2 separate regions of the Homo sapiens genome follow, and region 1 is linked to region 2. A link is an interaction called in ENCODE POLR2A ChIA-PET data of the cell type or tissue named here. Cell type or tissue: CD4-positive, alpha-beta T cell. All regions are shown on one strand. Links, peaks and the distances in the headings refer to the core of each region. The heading gives the core; the rest is flanking DNA.

Region 1 (4,397 bases), core at 263-4,262, 80 kb before region 2:
TGGCACATGTATACCTATGTAACAAACATGCACATTGTGCACAGGTACCCTAGAACTTAACGTATAATTAAAAAAATAAATTTTAAAACAAGACATACTCCCCTGCCTCTAGAAGAAGTCAACTGTAAGAATTGTAAGGGCAAAAAGAGTAGAAAGTCCTGCCTTCAATATCTGGTGCCTCTTGGGATGCACTGGAAAAATTCTAATTGACACTGAATAGGGAGAGAGCAGCGTCTACTCCCAAACTTGTGATGCTTTCTCTAGCACACACAGAATTCTTTTGGATAGATAGGATGTGGTAGATACACTCTTAAAGTGGGTTCTTGAAAACCCATTTCTCAGAATTTGCCAGGGTTCAATGCTACATAGACAGTGGTTAAGAACTTTCCAGACCAGAGGACCATGAGATGTGTGAATCATCACTTTCCACTACCAAAGATCACACAAAATGCTGGGCATTAACCCACAAGTTCAGAGAATGCCGTTGTTGCAACTGGAGAATCCAGCTGACTTGAGTTAGGGTACAGAGACTGAGAACTGGGTGTGGGAGCATGGCCTTTAGCAGTGGGATATCAGAAAAAGGGAAACACAGTCTCTGGCTCAGGCAGTAGTGAACTTGGGGAGGAAGGTGCAGTCTGAGGTATCAAATTGCAAGGGCACAAGAATTAGATTACAATGGAAGTGAAGATCAGAAAGATTCCTGAGACTGTGGTATGCAGAGAGGGGAACTTACTGTGGAGTCCCGTGGTCTGGTCCAAGGACAATTTGAGAGCTGTTTAAGATGTTACTGATTGAAATTCCTCTCCCCTCACCCACTAAAAAACACTGCTGGAAGGTTTTCAGTTCTTTCAAAACTGTTCTGAGAGATCTCACTAGAAAGATATGGAGAATATCAGAAACCTTTAAATTTGTTTGGGGGAAAAATAATGCAAAGAAAATTGCATATTTCTATGAAATACAGTTCTAATTCTAGAGAGTAACTTCATTGTCAACGAATGTTTTGTGGTTTTTATAAACTTCCAAGTAAATAAACTCTTCTGGTATTATTTATTATTGTTGTTATTTTAGTTTTTGAGACAGAGTCTCGCTCTGTCACCCAGTCTGGAGTGCAGTGGTGCCATCTTGGCTCACTGCAACCTCTGCCTCCCAGGTTCAAGCAATCCTCCCACATCAGCCTCCCAAGTAGCTGGGATCACAGATGCATGCTGCCATGCCCAGCTAATTTTTGTATCTTTTGTAGAGACAGGGTTTCACCATGTTGCCTGGGCTGGTCTCAAACTCCTGGGCTCAAGCAATCCACCTCCCTCAGCCTCCCAAAGTGCTGGGATTATAGATATGAGCCACTGTGCCAAGCCTGTATTATTATTATATATACCTGGCTAAGGTGAGCAATATCTATTTGAGTCCAGGTCTACATTTCTGGAGTAGGCAAACCCAAGCAAACAGTTCTGTTGCAGAATTCTTTTCTAAAAGTTTTTAAAGGGCTTTTTTTTTTGTTTTGTTGGCCTAAATATGCACTTATTCATCTACATAATAACATAATAACTTGTAGACAAAATAATCACCTGGTGACTTTGTCTACAGGAAAACAAATCATGAATAGTTCTGTTTTCATGTTGACACACTCCTGATAAAGGAAAGATATTGGGGACTAGAGTGAAGGCAGCTCAGTTGATACACTAATGTCTCATTCAAAGAAAACGGAAGCTGGAAAATGTGGACTGTGACTTCATTACATGAATGAAGTATGGTAGTTTAGGGGGAAGAGGTGAGGATATTTGCCCTGTTTCTCATTGCTATAGCACACACTGGTTCTGGAATCCTAGCAAAGCTCCCTGTAGGTCACCACGCCCTCTCCGACCCACAGGAAGTCACCACCTTTTCTTTGCATCATAAATTATTTAGCAAACTATTCACAAAAGCAAAAAATTATAAACTTCCATGAAAATTATTTTGAGCTCTGAATGATTATATCCAAATCAATATTATTTTATTGTACATGATATTCTTAAAAGGTAAAGCTCAGCTGAAGCTTCAACTAGTTGATTATTTGGCATTTTGAGAAGTCAGGGAATACCAGAGACAGCCTCTTGCTTTACACCACTAACCCTGAGACAGCCGCAGCCACTTCCTGGGTGAGGTTTCCTGAGGCCACTCCTTTAGGCCCATGACTGAAACATGATGTCCTACACCCTGGAAAGGGGGCATGGCCGCACTTTGGCACATCTGCCCAATTTGAATGCTCCCGAAATGTTAACAGCTGCAGCTGGGCCTGCCAAGGGGCTGCTTTAGTGACACAAAAAGCCATTCATTATAGTTCTCAATGCAATTTGTGATGTTTTAGTTCTTCTGTTGTTACTGTTATTCTTGAAGGTTGCTTCTTGTTTGGAGCACTGGTTAAAACAGGGATGTCTTTTCCTTAGACCAAAATTATTTTGTGCACACAGACAGTAGTATATAAGTACATTAAATATTCCTTTGGCACAAATGATCTTCCAGATGGAATGAAAACACCTGAGCTATTCAATACAAACCCACATTTTTCATGTGACATACCATGTCTTATATTTTAGTGTTGTATCCTTCAGACTTCAAGTCTTCATCCTGCTTTAAATGTGAAGATTTTTCTTTAATCCAATTTCTTAATGAAACAAGAAACTGTTAGGGAGATAAAAAGTTTAGCATTTTTAAATGTATGTTCCAGGGATATTGATTTATTCACTTTGTACCCCTTGGTGATACAAATGAAAAAAAGAATATCAAGCTAACTTAGAAGTTAGCAGGGGTTTTCCCTCGTAGGATTCTGTGCAATTAATTAGGACAACAGGGAAGCCTTTCATGAAAGTTGTATCTTTGGGCTTACCCTCATGTTCTTTCATCTTAAAATAATATGTTGGTTTCTAATCCCCCTCACCCCACACACACAATGGTGTGGGTTAAAAGCCAATCAAAAAGCAAAGAGGCTTTCTAATATTCAGATTTTAATGTAACATGATGAATCATATTTCTAATTTCAAATTATAGCTTTAATTAAGAGGGGAAATGTCTTTATAAAAGTAAGAGGGGAAATGTCTTTATAAAAATTACCATCTTCAGGCCAGGCACGGTGGCCCATGCCTGTAATCCCAGCACTTTGGGAGGCCAACCGCGGGTGGATCACCAGAGGTCAGGAGTTCAAGACCAGCCTGGCCAACATGGCGAAACCCTGTCTCTACTAAAAATACAAAAAAAGTAGCTGGGCGTGGTGGCTCACGCCTGTAGTCCTGGCTACTCGGGAGGCTGAGGCACGAGAAGGAGGCACGAGAATCACTTGAACCTGGGCTCAGAGGTTGCAGTGAGCTGAGACCATGCCACTGCACTTCAGCCTGGGCAACAGAGTGAGACTCCATCTCAAAAAAAAAAAAAGGTTGCTGTCTTCAAACCACAGTTAATGTTTCGATTAATTTATTTTATTTTTATCTGTCAAAAATATTATTGAGTTCCTAATAGCATCTTAGCAATATGATATATTTTATACTTCTTTTGAGCCCAGTATAAAATGGGGATCTGTTGATGAGGGTCTTGTTAACTAGTGGGAGAAATCGTGTATGAAGACATCATTACCAATCTCTTCTTTGGCATTATAGCAGAAGCTGCGGAGCCTTCTGAAGGACTGTGGTGCTCACTTCTCCAGCTGCTGGGAGTGATGGTGACTGAGCACCTTCAGTGAAGTCCTTCTCCCAGAATTGCCCTCAGTGAAAGACTGCCACCTTGCCCAAGGTCATGCTGCCCCCATGAAAGCAGCCTGTATCAATGACTGGTCGGTTAGGGACAGGGCATAGAGGCCCCAGGCCCTTGCCTTAAGGCAGGGTAACTCAGAGGGGTCGTTCCAGCTCTGAGCACATGGGGAATCACTTGATCAGCTCAACTCCTTCCTCTGCCCAACCCTAAATCCTTCACTCCCCTATAGGTATTTACTCCAAGGGCACTCCCCATTGTGTTTCTTGCAAGCAAATCTCTGTCAGAGTCTGGTTTCTGGGAGAGACCCAGCCACAGTGGCCTTAAATACTTATATAATAGAATTTGGAGGCCCTGGTTTTGTCTTGCTCTGGCCACCATGTTAAGTTACCTCTCTCAGCTTCATTTAGAACTAAAGGTTGGACTAGATCCCCAAAGTAACTTACATCTCTGAAAGTCTATGATGTTTCACAACAAGCACTCGATCTTGATTGCTCTTCTAAAAATCATAACTATTATCAATGGAAAAGAATGTGTAATCAAAATTCAATGACTTGATGGCCGGGCATGGCAGCTCATGCCTGTAATCTCAACGCTTTGGGAGACCAAGGTGGGAGGATCACTTGAGGCCAGGAGTTCAAGACCAGCCTGGGCAACATGGTGAAACCCCCATCTATTAA
Region 2 (4,397 bases), core at 166-4,165:
ATACTGCTTTGGAATTCTTACTGATATCTTGTTACCAACTTTTCTTAACTTGGCTGACATAAATTAGAACTTTGAACACTTTCAAATTGTGTTTCAAATTAACACTTAGAAGTCTTTTTACAATTAAATTTTTTTTACTGTTTTATAGGTACACATTTCAAAAAGTTTGTTAAGCTCTGTCTATGCTTGTAGATACATATGCCAAAAAGTGTATTAAACTCTGAGAAGTGATATAGTCCATTTGTAAAAGGAAGTATTAAAATAATAACTAACCAATGCTTTGGACTAGTTGGGAATAGGGGATTTATGTCTGGCTTTGGCAGTTGTATAGTTCTTTGTTAATGTGGAAAGTTTATGGTTGACCATATACATTATGTTCTGTGCATTGTCCTTCTTTGTTGACTTTCTTCTCTGTTTTCTACTCTATTCTTTCTCCACCTTCCTCCCCCTTACAGGTAGAGGGTGCAGAGATTGTGATCAGTAGCATGTGGTATATTTCTTCTTATTACAGAGGCAAATCAGGACAGTGTTCAATGTGAGTAAGGGAGTTTATTCATAGTTGAAAAATTCAATTTAAAAATATCTGATGCCATGTGAAAGACACTTTGGTGGGGGAGGGTTAGGTGTTTTTGAAAAGAAAATTATTCTTGGTGGAGGCCGTGGTGGCTGATCATGAAGAAGCTGCAGCCATGTGCGGTGGTGCATGCCTGTAGTCCCAGCTACCCGGAAGGCTGAGGTGGGAGGATCACTTAAGCCCAGGAGTTTGAGGCTGTAGTGTGTGATCATCATGCCTGTGCATAGCCACTGCACTCCAGCCTGGGTGACATAATGAGACCCTGTCTCTAAAAAATAAAAAAAAAGAAGCTGCAAAGATGACAAAGCTCCAGTCTCCTGGAGCTTACAGCATATGCCCCCCATCTCCCCTTCTTTCCCAAGCTGAAATGACTGCCATCCTGGAGAGGACCTCTGTCGAGGGCTCAATCTGCTCCTCTTGCGGGGCTTTTGCTCATTCTTCGGTTCTGAGAGGCTGGCTAGCTAAAGTGAGGACTAAAACAGGACTACATTTTGAGATTGTTCTTTCCAGTAGTAGAGTGGTTAAATAGTTCCATCAGCTTGTGCATTTCCTTCCTTATCTAGTGAAATACTTTGAAGAACATGATTTTGGACAGTGGTGGGTCTTTCCCTGGGCACATTCTGTAATATTTTCTTAATTCTTCATTTCAAGCTACAAGTGAGCCCAAATTCTTGGGAATGGATTAATGACAAAAATACATACTCAGTCTTGTATAATTGTTAAGAATTCCTTCTTAGCTGTGATTTTTTTTTTCGTGGAAAAGTCTTAGATGCCTAAATTTTATGTCACAGCTAAAACAAGCCATGTGGTGTGCTGATAAGGGTAATTTAACACCAAGTTAGCACAGGTGACACCATATGTTGCTGATTACTGACTTCTCCTTAAGGGTGTTCTTGAATTTTGTACTTGAAGTGTTTAATGATTTGATTTCTCCTTTTAAAATTAAGTATGTCTGTGAATAAGGCCAGGCGTCCCATGTAATCATGCCTGTAATCCCAGCACTTTGGGAGGCTGAGGCGAGTGGATCATGAGGTCAGGAGTTTGAGACCAGCCTGGCTAACATAGTGAAACCCCGTTTCTACTAAAAATACAAAAAATTAGCTGGGCCTGGTGGTGGGCGCCTGTAATCCCAACTACTTGGGAGGCTGAGGCAGGAGAATCGCTTGAACCTGGGAGGCAGAGGTTGCAGTGAGCCAAGATCGTGCCACTGCACCCCAGCCTGGGCGACAGTGCGAGACTCGGTCTCCAAAAAAAAAAAAAAAAAAAAAAAAGTGTATCTGTGAATAGAGAACTTGCCTTTCAAACCAGCATAGCTGTTCTTCAAGGGATTATCTCAAGCTATGAAAATGAAAGGGTTGTTTTAAAATTTATATGAAGATGTTGAGTGAACCCTGATATATAGTTTAGATTCTAGATTTTGCTGCAACGAACAGAAAACCTGACTCATTCACAATGTCTTAAACAAGTAAACGGTTATTTTCCTTTTATACCAAGAAGTCCAGAGGTGGGCATTCTAGGGTTGGTCAGTGGCTCAGAGATGCTATCAGAGACCCATGGTGCTGCTGCCTTTCCATTCAGCCATCCTTAGTGATCTTGTCCCTTTGAAGCCTCACGATGGCTGCTCTCCAGTCAGCATTGCATCTGCTTTCCAGGCAGGAAGGAGGAGAAGGGCAGATGGCAAAAGGCACGTACCAGCTGTGCCTGTTCTCTTTCAAAGAGCTTCCTGGAAGCTCAGTTCAGTGACTTCCGCTTACATGTCATTAACCAAAACTGTGTCACATTGCCACCCGTAGCTGGAGACAAGGCTGGGAAATGTAGTTTTGGCCGGGCACGTTGTCACCCTGAACACAATTGGAATTCTGTTGGAAAATATTTTAAAAAGAATTATGTGTCTGTTGTCTCTAAACTAATGGGACTCAGGAGGAATGAAATAAATGAACATTTATTGAAAATCTACACTGGGTGTTTTGCTGGGTTCTTTGAGTGCCTTAGCACTCTGAGAGATCATATACACATTGATGTAAAAGAATAAAGTAAGCTCAGAGTGCACATAAAGAGGTAAAAACACGGGGTTAATTGTATCCTTTGTGGGTGTGTTCTCTCAATTGATTTATTAAGCTTGGAATTAGTTTAAAAACTATCTTGAAACCCAGAAATTATAATGGGAAATTGTGACTAATTTAACCATATTCATATGTTGAAAGCCAGCATTCATAAATGAAGAGTTAGAGAGGATATTTGCAACACAAGTTGAAAAGTCTTAGTATTCATAATAGATTAAAAGCCTCAAATAATATAAAAAAGCTAACCCTATTAAAAAATAAAAAATATGGACAGGTAGATATTTCTCCAAAGACAACATACAGATAGTAAAAAATAAAGTTGGAAACAAATAATTAAATCAGTGCAAATTAAAAAAAAAACACTGAAACATCATTTTTTGATTCCCAGATTGGTAAATATTTTTTAAAATAGATAATAAGGATCTAAGGAGAAAAGGCACTTTTCATATATTTTGATAGTACTGTTGATACCATCACTTTGAAGAACAGTTTGGCAGTACCTGTCGATGTGAAATATACACACCCTTTGATTGTTTAACAAAGGCCGTTTAAACAGGCCCACTTATTGGGACAAATTTTACTTCTTGGGATAAATCATGCATTGCAATTAAATAAAAATGTGGAATAAGCTGAAATGTCCATCAGTAGGGACATGGTTAAATAAATTATGTTATGACCATACAATACAATTATTAACTAGAAAGCTGTTAAGTAACGACTTTGCAAAGTAATATGTATACTCTTTTTGTGACACCATGTCTCTTTCTTTTAAAAAAAATCTATGTATGCATATAAAGGAATCAAGGTAAGAGATTTGGTTATTTTTTACTTTTTATACTTAGGGGTTTGAATTTTTTGCTAGGTGAATTATTCTGTGTGTGTGTTTTGCAAGGATGGATTTCTATTTTTTAACCAGTAATGACTTTTTAAAAAGCAGAATATTCGAAAATAAAAGAACAGGCCACATGTGGTGGTTTTTGCCTGTAATCCCAGCTCTTTGGGAGGCCCAGGCAGGAGGATCACTTGAGCCCAGAAGTTCGGGACCAGCCTAATCAACATAGTGAGACCTCATCTTTATAAAGACATTAGTCGAGCTCAGTAGTGCATGTTCCTAGTCCCAGCTACTGGGCGGACTGAGGTGGGGGGATTGCTTGAACCCAGGAGGTCGAGGCTGCAGTGAATTGTGATTGTATCACTGCGCTCCAGCCTGGGCAACAGAATAAGACCCTGTCTCAATGTGAATAAATAAGATACTGTATAAATTCATGATTCTCATAATGCCAAAATTCAGATAGCGATTTTTATGACTTGTTTTCTGGGAGAGGTTGGGGAGCAAATGATATGGCGGGGAGAAAGTCTGGAATAATGAACAATCTGAATTCTAGAATATTGGAAAAGAAATGCTGTCTTCTTTTTTTCAATTACCTAGTACTCACCTGCATCAGTCAGGATAGGCTAGGTTAAATTGCAATAACAGGTAACTCTTAAATCTCAGAGGCTTTTAACCCAAAGATTTATTTCTCACTCATGGTCGTTGATTCTTGAGAGTTCTGTGTGATAGGCTAACTGAGGCTCTACCAACTTGAGCATTTCCACTCACCATGATAGGGGAAAAGATTTGGCAGGTCCTGCACTGGCTTTTAAAGACTTCTGTCACCCAGAAGTGACACACGTTTCTTCCACTTATTCTTCATCAAAGTTAGTCGCATGGTCGTGGCTAAATTTAAGGAGGCTGGAAAGTGCTATCCTATCGTGTGCTT

Evidence for each region. Peaks named below come from ENCODE experiments on the same cell type or tissue, not always from the same donor. Only the 100,000 strongest peaks of a DNase experiment are listed, where the experiment ranks them.
Region 1: POLR2A ChIA-PET joins it to region 2 with 5 read pairs; 4 of 35 experiments call an interaction of 5 or more read pairs at or near these places.

The regions. Positions count from the first base shown.
Region 1 is chr13:51,532,438-51,536,834 of GRCh38, forward strand. No RefSeq gene overlaps it. Among named protein-coding and RNA genes, the nearest start is that of MIR4703, 18 kb to the right of the region's middle. In CD4-positive, alpha-beta T cell, for the core only: no CTCF peak of the experiment used is centred there; a DNase peak (open chromatin) is centred at 2,154; H3K27ac peaks cover 564 bases.
Region 2 is chr13:51,612,366-51,616,762 of GRCh38, forward strand. All of the region lies in intron 1 of WDFY2 (WD repeat and FYVE domain containing 2), which reads left to right. Among named protein-coding and RNA genes, the nearest start is that of WDFY2, 30 kb to the left of the region's middle. RefSeq lists enhancers at 2,021-2,080, 2,111-2,200. In CD4-positive, alpha-beta T cell, for the core only: no CTCF peak of the experiment used is centred there; a DNase peak (open chromatin) is centred at 2,306; H3K4me3 peaks cover 639 bases; H3K27ac peaks cover 696 bases.